Regions from separate parts of the Homo sapiens genome. Here region 1 is linked to region 2. The links are chromatin loops, found by intact Hi-C in ENCODE. Cell type or tissue: mammary epithelial cell. All regions are shown on one strand. Links, peaks and the distances in the headings refer to the core of each region. The heading gives the core; the rest is flanking DNA. Region 1 overlaps WDPCP (WD repeat containing planar cell polarity effector). Region 2 overlaps EHBP1 (EH domain binding protein 1).

Region 1 (9,693 bases), core at 2,159-7,158, 250 kb after region 2:
ACATTGACCATTTTGTTCCATGTTTAGAACTCCTTTGAATATTTTTATAGGGTTCGTCTAGTGGTGATAAATTCCATCAGTGTTTGGGAAGTACCTTATTTCTCCTTTATTTATGAAACTTATTTTAGCAGAATACAAAATCTGTGGTTGACAATTTTTTTTTCCTTTAAGCACATTGAAAATAGAATCCCAATCTTTTACTGGCTTATAAAGTTCCCACTGAGAAGTCCACCGTTAGTCTGATGGAGCTTCCTTTACAAGTGACTAGATGATTTTCTCTTGCTGATTTTAGGATTTCTTCCTTTATATTAATTTTAGACAATTTAATGACTATACGTTGTGGTGAAATCCACCTGGCAGTGTGTTCTCCTAGTATTCATTTGGCCTCTTGTATTTGCATGTCTAAATCTCTTATAAAATTAGGGAAATTTTCATCTATTATTTCCTTAAATGATTTTCAAAACTTTGTTTTTTCTTCCCCCTCAGGAACACCAATGATTCGTAAGTTTAGATTCTTTATATAATCCCATGCTTCTCAAAATATTCATTCTATTTTATTCTTTTTTCTTTGTCTAACTAGATTAATTCAAAGGATTTTCTTCAAATTTTGAGATTTTGTCTTCTGCTTTATCTAGTCAGTTATTGACCCTTTCAGCCATATTTTGTAATTCCTTCAGTGAATTTTTCATTTCCAAAAGTTATGTTTGTTCATTTTTAGATAAGAAAAAACTGGTGAAGTTCTCCGTGATAAATTTCTCATTCATATCCAGAATTAATTTTCTGATTTCTTTCTATTGGTTTTTGGATTTCTTTTGGATCTGATTGAGCTTCTATAAAATCAATATTTTGAATTCTTTATCTGGCATTTCAGAAATTTCCTTTTGGTCAGCATCCATTGCTAGAGAGTTAGTGTAATCCTTTGAGGGGTGTCATAACTCCCTGACTTGACTTTTCATGCTTCCAGTATTATGCAGATTTTTTCTCATTTGGAGAAATAGTCACTTCTTATTATTGAATTTACTTGGGTTTGGACAGGACTTCCCCCCCTCTCCCCCACCCCCAAATCCTTGAGGATGTGACTGTAATATATGTTGTGCAGGGCTGTTTGGCTTTGCTTCCGGGTGCATTCAGTGGCAAAGACTATGTATGAATTCCTTGGTTGTAAATTACCATCATGTGGTGGCTTTTTCAAATGCTGTTTGTAGTAGCGGTATACCAGGCAGGTGAGCAGGCGCATGACCTCCTGTGAAGCCAGGGTTATAGGTCACAAGGAGCTCATCTCATTCATAAGTGCTATGGGCTTGTGTTACCAGATTTTGTCCTGTATTGTGCAGGTTGACCTCCAGGCCAGTCAGTGGCACTTGTAAGTAAGAGCTGGCTGTGGTGGTAGTAGTAAAATTCATGCTTGATCTTTGTTTACCAAGAGAAACTCTCCAGTGTCCCAGGCAATGGGCTGGATTATGGAATGCTCAGTGGTTTGGGTTTTATCCTCAGCCTGAGAGAGTGTGTGAAGCTGGGCAGAGCTGGACCAGGCAACCCTGCACTTTCGCTGCTCCCACCTCCCGGCCCCCCCACCTCCCAAACAGTGAATGCAACCACTATCTCTGAGGAGAGTTTAGGGAGCAGTCACCAAATGCCTGGAGATATGCCCAGTAAAGGGTAGAAACACTGCTGCTGCACCAGGTTCCTCACATGTGAAGACCAGGGCAGCCAAAGCTCCTAGACCAGGTGAGCTGGTGTGGGAATCTGCCTCCCTCTCACTCCTTAGAACCAATGGAGTTGAATCCCACCCTGGCATGAGCTGGGGCACTCAGGAAAGTCAGTGCAGACTGGCTTTAGATCACAGTGCCATCCCTGTCCACAAATCTTGCCACTTGGGGAAAACCATGGCTCTCTAGCAAATCTCCTCCCTCTCTGGTTCCACAAAGGGGGAAAGCCCAATTTCAGAACCCATGGCTTGAATGCACTCCACAACCACCACTCAGTTCTGGATGTGGGGGCCCTTCCCCACCTCCAGTCCCAGCACTCCATTCTCCAGCCCAAGAATCTCTAATGCCCATGGCTACTGTTGCCAGGTTACTGAATCCTGCCCAGTTTGTTGTGAGCCAAGATTGAGAAGAGCATCCTCCTGTTAGATCCCAGGTCTGAGAAAAATACTGGAGCATTTCCCAGCATTTTTCTTTCTCAGTCTCCTGGCCTCTCGCCATGTTAGCCCCAGGGCTTAGAAGGGCCGAGGTAGTTTCCCATGGCCTGGGTGGCATGGTTTCTCAGAGGAAAGGTAGATCACAGAGGTACACAATTTGCTCCTCTACCATATCGGGGACTTCACTCACAGTTCTCAGCCAGATGCTGCTACTCAGGGTGCCTTCTCACCTTTTATTTTCCAGGATTTGAATTTCTGTGCTCCTTCTTGAATAAAAGAGCACTATATGACTGTGCACTGTTTTGTGTGTGTGTGTGTTTTTTTTTTTTTTTGCTTCCAAATAGGTGAAGCATGCTAAAAGAGTCTCTGATCTGCCGCCTTGGGGGAAAAAAAAGAGAAGTCCTTTATTTCTTTATTGATCTTATCTTATATCTGGTGGTCCTATCCATTATTGAAAGTGGGCTATTGAAATCTCCTACTATTACTGTGTTGATATGTATTTATCCCTTCAATTCTGTCAATGTTTGCTTCACATATTTAAGAGCTCTGATATTTAGTGCATAAATATTTATAATTACTATATCATCCTGGTGAATTGACCCTTTAATCATTATATAGTATCCTTCTTAGTCTCTTGTGACAGTTTTTGACTTAAAGTCTATTCTGCCTCATATTAGTATAGATATCCCTGCTGTCTTTTGGTTATTGTCTGCATAGCATATCTTTTTTCATCCTTCAAGTTCAGCCTTTATGTGGTGTTAGATCTAAAGTGCTTCTATGCAGCATATCACTGGATCCTATTTTTATTTTTTTTATCCATTTAGCCAATATGTCTTTTGGCTGAGGGGTTTAATTGCCTCACTTTAAAGTAATTACCGATATGGAAGGATTTTCTGTTGCCATTTTGTTACCTGTTTCCTGTATATCTTGTGGCTTTTTGGACCCTCATTCTTCTGTTACTGTCTGTCTTTGACTCCCTTCTTTGTCCTTTTGTGTGCATTGTATGGATATTTTGTGGTTACCACTGCAATTGCAGAAAGTATCTTAAAGTTATAACAAATCTATTTTAGGCTAATAACTTAATTTCAATTGCATACACAAATTCTCCTTTACAGCTGCCATTTCCCCCCTTATGTTATTGTCATAAATTACCTGTTATATATATTGTGTACCAATTAACATAGATTTATAATTGTGTGTGTCTGTGATTTACTCATTTAGACTTGTATATACAAGAATTAAAAGTGGATTTATGCACTAGAATTACAATATAGGATTCTATATTTATTTAAATGTTTATCATTAGTGGAGAACTTTATAATTTCATATTACTATGTTGGTGCCTACCATCCTTTGTTTAATTTGAGGAACTCTCCTTAGTATTTATTGTCTAGTAACATTGACTAAACAGCTTTTGTTTATCTGGAAAGGTCTTCATTTCTTCTTCATTTCTGAAGGACAGTTTTGCTGGATACAGTATTCTTAGTTGATTTTTTTTTCTTTTAGCACTTTAATCATCCCATTTCTTTTTAGCCTTCAAGGTTTCTATTGAGAAATCTGCTGATAACCTTAGTTGGCTCACTTGTACGTGATGAGTTGTTTTTCTCTGGCTGGTTTCAAGATTCTTCCTTTGACTCATAACAGTTTGATTATAATGTGTCTTGGTATGGGTCTCTTCAGGTTTATCATAGTTGGAGTTCATTGAGTTTTGAGTTTGTAGGTCCATTTCTTTTATCAGCCTTGGGAAGTCTGTAGCCACTGTTTGTTCAAATAAGCTCTTTGTCCCTTTCTCTTTCTTTCCTCCTTTTGAGACTCCTATACTACATATATTATTCTGCTCAGGTTCTGTTAATTTATCTTCATTTTTTTTCTTTTTTCTCCTCAGTCTCAATAATTCCAAATGTGCTAACTTCAAGAACACTGATTCTTCTGCTTGCTTAAGTCTGCCATTGAACCCCTCTAGTGAATTATTTAGTTCACTTATATTTTTCAGGTCCACAGTTTATTTTTGTTTTTTTTTCAAGAGACAGGGTCTTGCTATGTTGCCCAGGCTAGTCTTGAACTCCTGAGCTCAAGCAATCCTCCCTTCTCAGCCTCCCAAAGTGCTAGGATCAGAGGCTTGAGCCATCATGCCTGGCTTTATAATTTTTTGAAAATAGTTTCTCTTTGTTGATATTCTTATTTTGTTCATGCATTGTCTTCCTGATTTCTGTGCAGTTCTGTGTTCTCTTGTAGGTCTTGATCATCTTTATGAGAGTTATTATAAATTCTTTTTTAGGAAGCTTACAGATCTGCATTTCTTTAAGGCAAATTTCTGGAGCTTAATTTTGTTCCTTTGGTCAGGCCATGGTCCCGTTTCTTTGTATGCCTTGTCGTCTTTTGTTGGGATTTGAGCATTTGAAGAAACAGCCACCTTTCTCAATCTTTATGAACTACTTTTACTTAGGGGAAAACTGTGACCAGTCAGGCTGGCTAGAGGTTCTAAGACCTCTCAGATTTTTCCTGGGGATGCGTTTTCTTTGGGGTTGTATGTTTACTTTTAGTGTATCTGGGTGCTTCTGACTGTCTTCTTTCCTGTGTCTTCGCGGGAGCCGTTTCTGTTGTAGTCCTCTGCCCTTAATCTCTTGCTCCCCCTAGAGCCTGCCTGCAGAACCGCAGAGTCTCTCCTGTCTAACATGCTAAGGCATTAACCTCTGTTTTCAGTGGCCTCTAATCTTGTACCCAAACTATGCAAACTGTCATTCTCATCAGTTCCCTGAGCAAAGCACTGCAACCCACAAACAAGTTAGCATGCTGGACTTAAGTTTCACTCTATTTCTTCTGTTCCAAGGGAGGTGTCAGGCAAGCAAAATGCAATGAACTCTCTTACCCTCTCAGGCACCATCCATTCTCTTGTTTTTGCACTTGCCTGAGTCCTGTAGTCCATTAACTAATTTCTAGATTTATCACAAAGCTATTTTTATGTATATGTTACAGGTGATTTGTCTCCATAGAAAAATGAGGGCCTGGAGCTTCCTAATCTGCCATCTTGCTAATGTCACTTATGTATATTATTTCCACAGTGTGTATATAGATCTACATAGATATATATATTTGAAAACTGCAGCAGGTGAGGACTAAATGCTTTTTCCTTGACAGACAAAACATTGTACTTATTCTCACCTTGAGTCCTTTTCCCAATCCTTACTGTTATTGAATTTCTTTTTATATTCCATTAGAAGATACATATAGCATATGGACTGTCTCCTCCCAAAACTTTCTGTAATACATTCTGCTTGGATATGCTAGTACTATTTTAAGGATGAAAAGTGTAGTAGGTCCTTCTATTAACATACTTATTTTCCAGAATATCACTACATGGATCAATTGTACTCTTTGCTATTCAGTAAGATAAAATGAAAATGTATCTCTACCAGTAAATGGAGTTCTTAGATGGTTTCATTTTCAAATGTGAAAATTAGGTTTCATTGTTCATTCTTAAAAGCAAACATTTATTGAAGGTCTATTTTGTGCAGATATCTTTACTGATTGGGGGATATAAAGATGAAGCAGACATAATCCCATCCTTAATGAGCTTACAGTGTGATAACAGGGTGGGGAGAGGGGGCAGAAAAAAATAAACAAATAGTGACAACATAGAAGTAGAGAAGAGGCCGGGTGCTGTGGCTCACGCCCATAATCCCAGCAGTTTGGGAGGCTGAGGCGGGCGGATTGCTTGAGCCAAGCAGTTCAAGACCAGCTTGGGCAACATGGCAAAACCCCATCTCTTAAAAAAAAGAAATACAAAAACTAGCCAAGCATGGTGGCAGACACATGTACTCCCAGCTACTTGGGAGGCTGAATGGGAGGAGCACCTGACCTGGGGAGGTTGAGGGCTGCAGTGAGCCGTGATCATGCCACTGCACTCCAGCCTGGGTGACAGGGTGAGACCTTGTCTCAAAAAAAAAAAAAAAAAAAGTAGAGGAGAAAAGTTTTTAGAAGATGCTAAAGGACATATTTTGGGTCCTTTATATTTGTAAATATGTTTAAATTGTGTTTTCCTCAATATAAAATGAAAGTAAGATCCATAGTGGCAGCAACTTAATATGGTTATAACTTTTAGAAAGGACACCAAGAGTTAGAAAAAAAATTTATATTAACTATTTTAAATCTGATAGTCTTAGATTACAGCTATAATATGTGATTATATTTTTGAAATATAATACTGAGTGTACTCAATTCCAGGAAAGGTTCTAGATGTGACTAGTACTTTGGTACCACCTACTAAACAAAGCTTAATGTCTTAAACTAATGAACTACAAAGAAGCAGAATTTTGGTGGGGGTGGGGTACAGGATGGGATAGGGAGTGATTATAGCCTGAATGACCTATTACTTTATAATCACCTTTGTGTTCAGTTTATGGAAAGGTTAAGTGTTTGGTCTGAAAGATCCTGAATTGGGTAAATTTGAATTATTGCTCGGAAGCATGAATTACCTAGAATTTTGCTTTGTCTTCCTAGAACACAGATTTTAGACTGGGAGTCCATGTGCCAAATTCAGTTTATAGATGTTTGATCTACAGTATTTAACAACTATTTTGAATTATTTACCAACACTTAAAAATTGGGACATTTAGGGCTGGGCATGGTGGCTCACGCCTGTAATCCCAGCACTTTGGGAGGCTGAGGCAGGCGGATCACAAGGTCAGGAGATCGAGACCGTCCTGGATAACACGGTGAAACCCTGTGTCTACTAAAAATTACAAATATTAGCCAGGCGTGGTGGCGGGCCCCTGTAGTCCCAGCTACTTGGGAGGCTGAGGCAGGAGAATGGCGTGAACCCGGGAGGCGGAGCTTGCAGTGAGCTGAGATTGCACCACTGCACTCCAGCCTGGGTGACAGAGCCAGACTCCATCTCAAAAGAAAAAAAAGAAAAAATTGGGACATTTAGGTGACCTTTCATTCTGTTTTGTGCAATGGAAGCTACCCTAATTCATAAAAAAATGGAGGGATTTAGCATAAAAATCCAGTGTTCAGGCTTTTTGAAAACTCAGATTTTGCAGTATTTGGCCTCCAATTCCTAAGAGCCACAGTCTCCTTAATCAGAATGGCTACTGCCCACTTTAGTGGGGCAGGCACACTCCACTTCATCCCAGTCCCCATTAAACTCTATTATTTCTATGACATCAAGGCTGAATATCTGTTCTACTTATCAGGCTTATACTTCTAAAGGCATCAAACTATAGATCACATGGGCCAAATGCAGCCCTACATCTGTTTTTTTTATGGCCCACAATCTAAGAATGGTTTTTATATTTTCAAATGGTTGAAAAAATACAAGAAAGATATATTTTTAGATGTGAAAATTATATGAAATTCAAATTTCAGTGTCCAAATAAAGTTTTATTGGAGCATAGCCATGCTTGTTTGTTTACATATTGTCTAAGGCTGCTTTTGTACTATAGTGTCGGAGTTGAGTAGTTGAGATAGAGGCCATATGACTTGAGAAGCCTAAACTAGTTACTATCTGGCCCTTTAAAAAATTTGCTCAGCCTTGATGCAGAACAAAAGGAAAAGCTCTCCTTACCCCCCTTTAAATTTTTTCCTTTTCTTGTCTCTTTCACTGTTTTTTTGCTATCCTATCTTAACATGTTCCTTTAGATCCAGGCTAGAATTACCTTATCAAATTCCATTTCACAGCAAGAATGAAAACAGTGAAAAACTCAGGAGACCAGGGTTCTGATCTCTGTGTTTAACTATCTGTGATCTTAGACAAGTCATTTAATCTCTCTGAGCTTCTATTTCCTCATTTGTTCAACAAAAGTGCTAAATTAGATCATCTCTAAAATATTTCTTACTTTCAATTCCATGAAGTAGACAAAAAAGAAAGAAGAGATAAGCTGGGTGAAAAAAAATGTAAAGGACAAAGACTAAAGAATGATTGGGAGACTCCTGGTTGCTAGGTAGGTAGGATAGAATAATAATTGCCACCTTTATTCAGTTAGCCCATTTGCATATATTATCTCTAATTCTCATAATGACCCTTTAAGGTAGGTATCATTACCCCATTTGCAGATACAGAAACTGAGGGTCAAAGAGGTTAATTGGCTTGCTCTAAACCAATATCTATTAAGTGGCAGAAGAATCAAGGTTCATACCTGAAATGTCTGGCACAAAGCCAGTGCTCTTCCATTTCAACAAACTGCTGAAGTCAAAAGAAGAGAAGTGAGCTAAGAGAACTTATTGCTGTTATACATTTGTCTTCTGAAATAAATGGCACTGTTTCTCTGGTGATCTTATACATTATTTTTTAAACCTATCTATTCTTTTGTTGGCTTTGTGCCTTCAAAGGAGATATCCTTTCCAGTCTAAAATCTCCAAAGGATTTTCAAGGTAAAACACTTTTCAAGATGTTCAATCACATGGAAGAATGAAAATCTTTTATAATATTGTTTGTTAAACTGACAGCTCTACTTAACAGAAACCATTAAAATATTTACAAAGTAGCAGCTGCTCTTGTAAAAAAATACAGCTTTTTGGAGGCATAAAAATAAACTAGTTGATAAGTACAAGATAAGCCATTTGGTGACTTCTTTATGTACATTGCACAATATATGGAAAATTCTGATATTTACACAGCAATTATACTACAAAGCCTTTTAAGTTAAAAGGACACAGGCTGAGTAAGAACTGAACTGTTTACAAGAATTTTCCATACTGATCTTGGAAACAATTTACGGAACCCCCAAACATAATCCTTTAATAAGCTTTACATTTTAGGTGTTTTTTATTTTTTTCCAAAAAAAGCTTTGTCTTTAGAAGATAGTTACATATGAATGAATCTCTATTGAACTCAGTTGCATTTTATATTCTACTAGAATTACAGCCAAGTTTCTTATATAAATAATTAGAAGTTGTGGAAAATAGATCAAGAGAGCAAACCAACATATGTTAACAAAAATGTTTAAAAGTAACTGAACATTTGCATTTTATGCCTTTATCTGTTCATATGACATTATTTATTTATTTAGAAACAAGGCCTTGCTGTGTTTTCCAGGCTGGAGTGCAGTGGCATGATCACAGCTCACTGCAACCTCTAACTGCTAGGTTTAAGCAATCCTCCCTAGCTCAGCCTCCTGGGTAGTTGGAAGTACAAGCACGAACCACCATGCCTGGCTAATTTTTAAATTACTTTTGTAGATATGGGGTCTAACTATGTTGCCTAGGCTAGTAATTTGATATTTTATATATAAGCTAAGTGATTTTTTTTAAAAAAGTAAACATTAAAAATTTGCATTGTTGGGTAAAATTAATTTTATCAAAATAGAGCAGTCATATGTAACTTTTACAACCCAGGTTTATTCATAAGGAAAAAAGTTTATATGTACGTGAAGGTGGCTTTTTGCGAAATTTTGAGTTAATGGAAGAATGATACTGGTCATGATCCTTGATAACATGAGCTTGCTGATTTATTTAATGACTTCTACTTACTGGTAAGACCATTAGATTGAAAAGAAAGAAAACCTTCTGGTAGTGATTTCTAAATCTGTGATATACTAATAGCTTGAGAA
Region 2 (9,693 bases), core at 1,689-6,688:
TCTTTAACAGTTATAGAACTCTCTGGGTTTTCTATTTCTTCTTGTGTCTGTTGCAGTAAGCTATACTTTTCTAGGAATTTGCTTCTCTCTTTCTTGGTCAGTCACACTACAGGTTTAATTTAGTCTTTTCAAAGAAGCAATTTTGGCTTTGCTGATCCTCTCTATTATATGCTTAGGTACTATATTATTATTTTTGCTTTTACCTTTTTATTTTACTGTTTCTACTTTTGAGGGGAGGGGATGAGGCTCATATTGCTATTTGGGAGTCCACCAAAAGTGCAACTCTACCTCTCAACTCACTCTTCTAGACTACCATTATAAAAACAGCAGAGAGTTTCACTTACTCTCTAGTTTTCCTGTCTCTCCATGTCTTGGCTTGGAGAAAGTTGGTTGATGTTTTGTAGAAGATTAAAAAAAAAATTTAATTATGGCACAATCTTTCTAGCAGTAGAATAACAAGGCCTAACTTCAGTTTTACCATGAGAATAAAGTGAAGTGATTTAAATGAAAACACTTTGAAAAAAAAATAATAAGACCAATATAAATGTAAGTGTTCTCATTCTCACTGTTGATAGTTTTTGGGTTCACCAAATGCTTAGATATATTCAAAGTTCCCTCAACCATGATTTGCAATAACTGGGGAAAGTCTCCAAGAATTAGTAGTTGAGAGACCAAAATGTGCTACAACTTTAGCAATGTTAGTATATGTCTCGTTACACTGGACTTAATTAGCTCTTGTTCTAGTTCTAGCCAGTAATTTGAAATCCAACAGAATGGACAGGTTTATTAACAGAAAGACTCTTGAAGTTGAAATTGTTTGGGTTAATTGCCTTTTTTGAATCAACTAATTAAACATATAGAGGGCAGCGATCTAACCTCTGAAGACAATAAGAAGTTGACTGAGATGTTTGTTAGGATTGAAAAATTTACAACTTCTGCTGAAGTGCTACAGCAGTATTTTCTTGAAATGTGAAATGCATGTTGTTTAAAAGCACAGGCTTTGGAGTGGGAATTCCTTGGTATAGGAACTCCTCTGCTTCCTGAGTAACCTCACTTTCTCCAACTGTAAATTGGAAGTAAGAGTACCTATCTCAAACGAGTTGTGAGGATTAAATTAGCTAATCTGTGTAAAGGTCTTAACTTTGTGGGGCATAATAGGTGCTCAGTATATAGTTTATGAATTAATGAAAAATTAATAAGCCTTTTTGTAGAGAGAAGAACTGAATATATTATAGTAAAATGAAAATCTATTAAGTGCCATAGGAAGGACACAAAGAGTCAAAGGAACACTGAAAAGGGCTTCCTACTGAATGGCAATTGCGAGGAGATTTCGTGTAAGAGATGACATTTGAACTAAATCTTGAAGATTTGAAGATAGAGTGGAATTGCAGCAGTTGTGCTTGGGACGGAAGATATTTCATGTAGAGGTGATGATGTGTATGATCCAAGACTGGGTGGAGGTGGGAGACCTGGGGTTTAGGCAGGAAAGCATAGGGATTTTAAAGGATGGTGAGTAATACTAGAGAGTAAATACATTGAAAAAGATTTGGGATTCAATACTTCGAAGTATTTTGACATCATTTTGTGTGTTCTTGAGAACCATTAGAGACTTTAAGCCGTGCTTTAAGGAGAACGATGCTATGACATGGGTTGGTTACCGAGGGGGGATTTGGAAGAAGAAAGACCTATTAGGAAGATTTTGCAGTGGTGAAAGGAGATAGATTACAAAAACCTTACAAAATATGAGCAAAACTGCCTGCAAAATTAACTAGTAAGAGATGATACATGAAGGAAGAATTCAAAGGTGATTCTGACATTAAAAATCTAAACAGTTGGGACAATAGCTGTATCATTTGCAAACACAATGAAAATGAGCAGGTTGTAAAGAAAGATCACCATTATGGTTTTGAACACATTGAGTTTGAATTTTGTATGATAGAAAGGACAGCCAACTGGAAATGTCAACTTGAGATAGTTTGAACTATAAATATTTGGGAATCATCTGCATGGAAGTAATAGTTGGAATCCTGGGAATGAATCAGCTCAAAGTGTGGTGGAAAACTATTTAGAGCAATGCCTAGAGGAATATGTGGCTGTATCCGTGGAAGAAGGGCAGACAGCAAAAGAGAAGGAAACTATAGTTAGAGGGATAGAGCAGAAAAAATAGAACTGACATTTCTTATTAAAATTTAAGAAAATTTGCAAGTTATTTGACTAGGTTTTCTGAAAGAAAGCTATTACCATTGTTAGGAAGAATAACTAGGTAGCTTTATTACCGTTCACATGTAATCTGCTATGTTAAACAGAAATAATGCATTAAAATTCATTATATTTGCAAGTGTAGTTTTACCTTTTATGGACAGATTTTTGTGTCTTTCTTCCTTTGGAAAGCAATAAATTACAAAGTCAGTTAGAGCTTCTTTTTTCACCCACCTTATAGAAATAGATACATTGCCAAGCATTACAAGTACCATATTTTCCACATAGAATATCTAGGTGTCAAGATTATCTCTAGTGAAAGCTTTGTTTGTGGGGGAAAAAAAAAAGAAGAAGAAGAAGAAAAGGAAAAAACTTTTTATGATCTTGAAGAAATTCATGGCCTTTGAAATTTCTAGAAGAGCCTCAAAAAATAGGAATTCCTGCTGATAATGCATTGGTGGTGGTAATAATAATTGCAATTAATATTTACTGAATGGTACTGTTTGCCATACATTGTTCTAAGTGTTTTACATGCATTTTTTTCATATAACAGTATTTACTGAGTGCCTATGCTGTACCAGGCACTGTTCTGGGCATTTGATTTAGGTTAATAAATGAAACAAACTAAAATTCTTGCTCTTGTGGACATTTTATTTAGTGAGAGCAGACAGATAATAACCAGTAAGCATAACAAATAAAGTATATGGACTCTAAGAAGATGATAAGTCCGTGGAAAAAGTAGAGCAGGGTAAGTGGATTCAGGAGTGCTGAATTGGGGTTGGATGATGGAAATGGATTGCTTTTTTTTCTTCCTTTTCTTCTTGAGATGGAGTCTCGCTCTGTCGCCCAGGCTGGAGTGCAGTGGTGCAATCTCAGCTCACTGCAACCTCTGCCTGCTGGTTCAAGCAATTCTCCTGCCTCAGCCTCCCTAGTAGCTGGGACTACAGGCACGCATCACCATGCCCAGCTATTTTTTTGTATTTTTAGTACAGGTGGGGTTTCACCATGCTGGCCAGGCCAGTCTCGAACTCCTGACCTCATGATCTGCCCGCCTCAGCCTCCCAAAGTGTTGAGATTACAGGTGTGAACCGCCACGCTCGGCCAAATTGCATTATTAAGTAGGATGGTGAGAATAGGCCTAATGGAGAAGATTGCATTGGAGTTAACCATGCAGATATCTGAGAGAGTACCAGGGAAATGGAGCAATCTGAGAGAGTACCAGGGAAATGGAGCAATCTGAGAGAGTACCAGGGAAATGGAGCAATCTGAGAGAGTACCAGGGAAATGTGCAAAGGCCCCAAGGTAGAAACATGTCTGCGATATCCAAGGAACAACAAAGAGATTAATATGATGCCATTTTGAGGAAGATATGGTTTCAGGCATGATGGAACCACAGTCCATTGGCTCCTACTCCTGACTCATGGCTGTTGGCTCTCTCCAAGGAACATGTAGGTTAGGAAACTGTATCACAGCCATGGGTTTAAGCACTGGAGGAACCAGAGGTGGTGATTCACTGAATTAGAATTCCCCTAACCAGCTGCAGTATAAAAATCCCTGAAGAAGTGTGTGCTGACTTGATCAGAGGCACAAAGGAAAAGAATCTCAAAGTGAAAGGACCAGTTGGGATGCCTACCAAGACTTTGAGAATCACTACAAGAAAAACGCCTGTGGTAAAGGTTCTAAGACATGGAATCACTCCCAGAAGAGCATCCGCAAGCAGTTTATTGACTTGCACAGTCCTTCTGAGATTGTTAAATAGATTTATTCGGTCAGTATTGAGCCAAGAGTTGAGGTTGAAGTCACCATTGCAGATGCTTAGGTCAGCTATTTTAATAAATTGATTATCAGTTGTTTTTTTCTTTTTAAGAGGTCAGTATGGTTCAAAGTGTTTAAGGGAGAGAGCAGTGGTTAAGATCAGAGAGGAAATGGACATGGGGAGAGTGAGGCAGATCTTGTTACTACAACCCTATGAGATATGTACCGTTATAATCTGCACTTTACAGATGAGGAAACTGAGATGCAAACAAGTCAAGTAACCTGCCACATCTGTAAAATCAAGAGCCAGCTGTAACAACAAACAGTTTCATCCAATTATGTACTGAAGGTTTCAAAATGATTTAATTGCTAATTCCTTTATGGCTTTCTGTAAAATATTAGGTAAAAGGTCAGTTCTGGAGTAGATGATTTCATTTAACAACGGCTCTATGATTTTCTTTCTTTGTAAACCACCGTGACCATTTATAGGGCTTGTAATTTCATCAAAGTTTCTTCAATTGCATGTGACTTCTTTTTGTTGGAAGTACAGTAAGCATCCCTTAATACAAGGCTTTTATATTAGAACCAATTTAAATTTTGGTTTAGTTCTTCTAGCCTTTTCATATTGAGCCTTCTTAGAAACAGAGGTACAGTCATAATCATAATGATGTAATATGTTTTCTTTAGTTCTTACATACAGAAAGCCATCTAGATCATAATATAGTGCTAATGTCATTTATACATTACCTATGGACATGCTACTGATAATTGAATCGATGTAATGATAGTTACAGATTATCTGGCCCATGTATGTATTACCCATGCTTGGACTGAATCAATACCTTAATAATATAATTTGATATAGAAAAACATTTTAATAAAGACAATTATTTAAATGATAGAAAGTCTAAGAAAAAAATGTTTATGCCTACCTAGTTCAGTGCTCCCCTAACTCATCCATAAACCACTCTTCACTTTACTTCCAGGTTAAATGCCTAGAGGGATTTGAAGGTCACAGTGGATCATTACATGAAAAGATATTTAATAGTTCATTTTTACACTAGATTGCTAGTTAGCTATTATTTTTTCTAAAGTAAATGTAGTATATTGGGATTCCTTTTTTATCTACTTCATTATATTAAGTCGAATTGATCCAAACCGTTGATTTTTATGACCTGTGAGCTTTTCAGCATTGACTTTGTAGAGATGATCATTTAAAGAACAGTATTTTGCTAGATTTATGGTTGTTTACATAATATTTTGTTAATCCGACTGTTAATAAAAAATGAGAAGTTATTTTAGTGGTGTTTCTTAGTAGTATTCTCACAAAAGCAGTGAATGCATAAATCATAATTATGTGGGGTTGATGATTTTAATTGTTTGGTACTAACATGCTTTTGTCAAGTGGGGGCATCATTGATCTTTCTTAGGTAAGCAGTGTAGTAAGAATGCTTTGCTTTTTAAACTTAAATGGTATTAGGAGTAAATACTTGTTCTCTTTTCATTTTACTTTAGAGGGCCTGTATTTAATATGTAAGGTTTCTTATAATAGCTAGCACTTTTAATTAGTAGCAAGATTTAAAGTCCGGAAACATTTAGCAGTTTTCTTTGTAGTTTTCAATTGTACTAGCCTCTAAAGTTACCATCACAAATTGCAGTTGTTATTCAGTAAAAGAAAATGATATGGTTTTAATAATAATAAAACTTTAGAATAAAATTGTTAATATATAATCTTAGGTTTGTTATTATTATTGATGTTTTAAGTATATGAACAAGGGTAAAAGTATATACTTACCATTTAAAACACACACACTACTAACTCACCTGGTATTCAAAAGTAGCTCTCAATGATAATTAGAAAGTATTTTGAGCATATCCAAAATACATACTGTTGTGTGCTGTTGCTACCAACACCTGACTGTTGCTAATAACTCTAAAACTGTTTTGCCATCATTAAATTTATATAAGAAGCATGTTTGAATATGGTTATCATTGTGCTATTTACTTAAAATGCATATATGATTACTGTATTTTTAAAACTAATGATAATTTTAATCTTTCCACTGTTAAAAATTTGTGTTACATTTGGACCTCGAAATACATTATTTTTAACCTAGTCAAAAAGAAACCGTATTTGTACATGATTGCATTTGGGGGAAATTTTGAGGGTGTGAGAATTACATAGGTATTTAGCCTTAAGTATTTCAAAACTTTAACGTGATGTTTCCATCAGCAAAGCTCTTGGCCTGTTCTTATGTATAAGTTTAAAATCTTGCATATCTGCATCCTTGTCAGGCAAATGCCAAGGGCTAAAACTGAAGATAATTTAAGATTTATGTCTCCCTCTTGGAGGTTACAGTTGTCGTGAATTGACAGTTGTGAAGGATCTAAACTGACATCAAAGGGTTCAAATGATCTGATTAGGTCAATTAATGTTAATTTTCATCTTCCATTAAATTCTTTTAATGTTTTCCCCTTTTCATTTTTTTCTAGCCAAGCCCTATACCAAGTCCTGTTTTGGGGCGAAAGCCAAATGCTAGTCAGTCTTTGCTTGTATGGTGTAAAGAAGTTACAAAGAACTACCGAGGAGTAAAAATCACCAATTTTACTACATCGTGGAGAAATGGTTTATCTTTTTGTGCAATATTACACCACTTTAGACCAGATTTAATGTAAGTAGAAACATTTTCCATTCCCTATATTTTGTAAGTGATAGACATTTTTGAAAAGAACATAAAATAATTTCTTAGCACATCCTGAAATAATTTATATTTGTTTTATTACCCCACCTCTTGCTTTTGAGAGATATATGTCAGAAAGCTTTTCCTTTTTCATACCTAAAAACAATCTTTTCTCTTTTTAAAAGTGGTGGCTGGGCGTGGCGGCTCACGCCTATAATCTCAGCACTTTGGGAGGCCAAGGCGGGTGGATCACCTGAGGTCAGGAGTTTGAGACCAGCCTGACCAACATGGAGAAACACCGTCTCTACTAAAAATACAAAATTAGCCAGGTGTGGTGGCGCATGCCTGAAATCCCAGCTACTTGGGAGGCTGAGGTAGGAGAATCGCTTGAACCCAGGAGGCAGAGGTTGCGATGAGCCAAGATCGTGCCATTGCACTCCAGCCTGGGCAACAAGAGCGAAACTCCGTCTCAAAAAAAAAAAAAAAAAAAAAAAATGGTTTTTCTCCTTAATCTCAAAGAACTGACTTCAAATTATTATGAAAATTGTGTTAGTGTTAAAATGAGATGAGACAAATAAGCCTGTAATTCTTTACATTGACAACAAGGGATTACCTCATACTAAATTTGGTTGTCAAGGCTAGTCTTTGGTCCCCTGCCTTAACCTCTCTTTTAGATGGAAAGCTTCAGGCAGCGAAACGTGTAATCACTGTTTTTATTCATTTATTTATTTATTTCTTTAATTTTCCACACTATTAGTTTTGTTGATTGAATTGCTGTGAAATTGCTGGTTACTCTTTAGTATTATTGAATGTCAAATTTTTAGATTCAGTTTGTTTTAAAAACAGCTGTTTTTATCAAATACTATATGTACCCACTGTGCTATTTTCTCCCTCAGTGACTACAAGTCTCTGAATCCTCAAGATATTAAAGAGAACAACAAAAAGGTAAGAATTGATGAGCAAGAAAAATACGTAGTTTCAATTTTGGCTTCTCTGCAGGTCTTTATTAATTTGGAGAAAGTGAGGCAGTTTTATGAGGTCATAACTACAACTCACAGAGGGTTGTCTGCTTACTGCGGTTCATTAGGATACATGGTTTACTCTGGTTTATCATGGACTTTTAAAGACCACAAGTGCCAGGTTGGCATCATATTATAATATGCATATTATCTTTTTAACTGTTGAATATTTGTTAAAGCATAGTGCTTTTTTTCTAAGATTTAGCTTTTTAAAAATGCACCCAAAACTGTTGTGCCATAGTTGTTATGTAAGTTTAGAAAATATGCTGGTTGGGGATGAGAACGAGAGCCTAATGGTAAGCAAGAGAGAATACTTAGGTTCTGAGAGGCAAAAATATATAAACCTTGGTTCTTTTCATTTTCTGGTAAACCGTATACAGTTATTGCGCTGCAAAACAACATTTTGGTCAAAAACAGACCACATAGATGGTGATGTACCGTAAGATTATAATACCTCATTTTTACTGTACCTTTTCTATGTTTAGATACACAAATACCATTGTGTTACAATTACCTACACTATTCAGTATAGGAATATGCTGTGCAGCTTTGTAGCTTAGGTATAGCCTAGGTATGTAGTAGGCTGTACCATCTAGGTTTGTGTAAGTACCCACTGTGATGTTTGCACAACAACAAAATCTCCTGACAATGCATTTCTCAGCATATATCCCCATTGTTAAGCAACACATGACTATATTTTCCCACATAATTAATCAATATATTGAGATCAGAACTTCCCAACTGGTATGGGGCAAGGGGATATCGATCCTTTCAGCTTTCAGGGCATCTGTGTAAGGCTGAGTTGCTGGAGCCCTGGGCCAGCTAACTGTGGCCACAGGCTGACTTATCTGTTTACCCCAGCACACAGTATGTGCATTCTGTGTGCAAAGAGGGAAGCACCTAACTCAGCACACAGTAGGCACTGAATGCTTTTTTCTACTGAATTGAATTCTTCAACTGAAAAATTAATGAAATTTATTATTGTCTTAGAACAGGAGTTCTTAACCTGTGAACTGTGGGTAGAAATCAGGGTGTCCTTGAACATGGTTGAGGGAAAAAATACATTTTACTTTCATAATTCCTCATCTGAAATTTAGCATTTCCTTCAATTATGAATTTAGGCAATAAACCACCATAGTGTTAACCATGCCTGAGACTTTGTCACCTTTAGAAATCACAGATATTTTCGATATTTTCATGTCATGCTATAGTTGTTGCTGCAGATATCTGCAAATACCTTTTACACTTATAACTTCTTCAAAATAATTAGTGCAGTCATAAAAAGCACATATATTACTACTTCCCAAATTCATTTTAAGTAATACTTTCATAGGTGTATTTTTCAGTATAATTGATGTCTTTTGTAATTCTATGTATTTTATCCATGTAAAACATTATTCTGAGAAGGGACCCATTGCCAAAAGGGTTCATGAGACAAAGTGGTTAATAACCTCTAGTCTAAAGTTTTTAACATACTTTAAATTAAATAATTAAAATTACTAGTGATACAAAGTCTTGGGACCTTGATAGAAGTTCAATTAACAAGTCTTTAAATCAAAACAATTTTTCACTTGTATTGCTCTCTAAAACCAAAAATGTGTATTGCTATCAAAAAGATTTTGTTTCTTCAGCCTGGGGAATGTAGCAAGACCCCATCTCTACAAAAAATGAAAATGTTAGCTCAGCATGGTGGCATGCACCTGTAGTCCCAGCTACTTGGGAGGATGAGGTGGGAGAATCGCTGGAGCCTAGGAGCCCGAGGCTGCAGTGAGCTAGCATCATGCCACTGCTTTCCAGCCTGGGTGACAGAGCAAGACCCTGTGTCCAAAAACAAACAAACAAACAAAAAAATGGTTGTTTTTTCACAAATGCATAATGCTGGCCGTAGAGCAATAAAAACCTGGCAGTCTCTATTGAAATATGCCACCAAAAAAAAGATAATCTTTAAAAATCAGTATAGTTTTCTTACAGAAATTACCCTTTGGATGGGCATGTTACAAAGTAAACTGTTCTCATGAATTAATTCTTGTATAATTTTG

Evidence for each region. A loop is a pair of places that touch in the nucleus more often than their neighbours do. Peaks named below come from ENCODE experiments on the same cell type or tissue, not always from the same donor. Only the 100,000 strongest peaks of a DNase experiment are listed, where the experiment ranks them.
Region 1: a loop joins it to region 2, with 4 times the contacts of the local background. A loop is called at or near these places in 5 of 110 quality-filtered maps.

The regions. Positions count from the first base shown.
Region 1 is chr2:63,184,352-63,194,044 of GRCh38, forward strand. All of the region lies in intron 14 of WDPCP (WD repeat containing planar cell polarity effector), which reads right to left. Among named protein-coding and RNA genes, the nearest start is that of OTX1, 140 kb to the left of the region's middle. RefSeq lists an enhancer at 1,229-1,730. In mammary epithelial cell, for the core only: a CTCF peak has its summit at 4,775 (motif pointing left); no DNase peak of the experiment used is centred there.
Region 2 is chr2:62,936,271-62,945,963 of GRCh38, forward strand. EHBP1 (EH domain binding protein 1) reads left to right here. Exons shown (of 23, transcript NM_001142616.3): 11 at 6,448-6,626; 12 at 7,532-7,580. It also overlaps the pseudogene RPS20P9. Among named protein-coding and RNA genes, the nearest start is that of EHBP1-AS1, 110 kb to the right of the region's middle. In mammary epithelial cell, for the core only: no CTCF peak of the experiment used is centred there; a DNase peak (open chromatin) is centred at 3,681.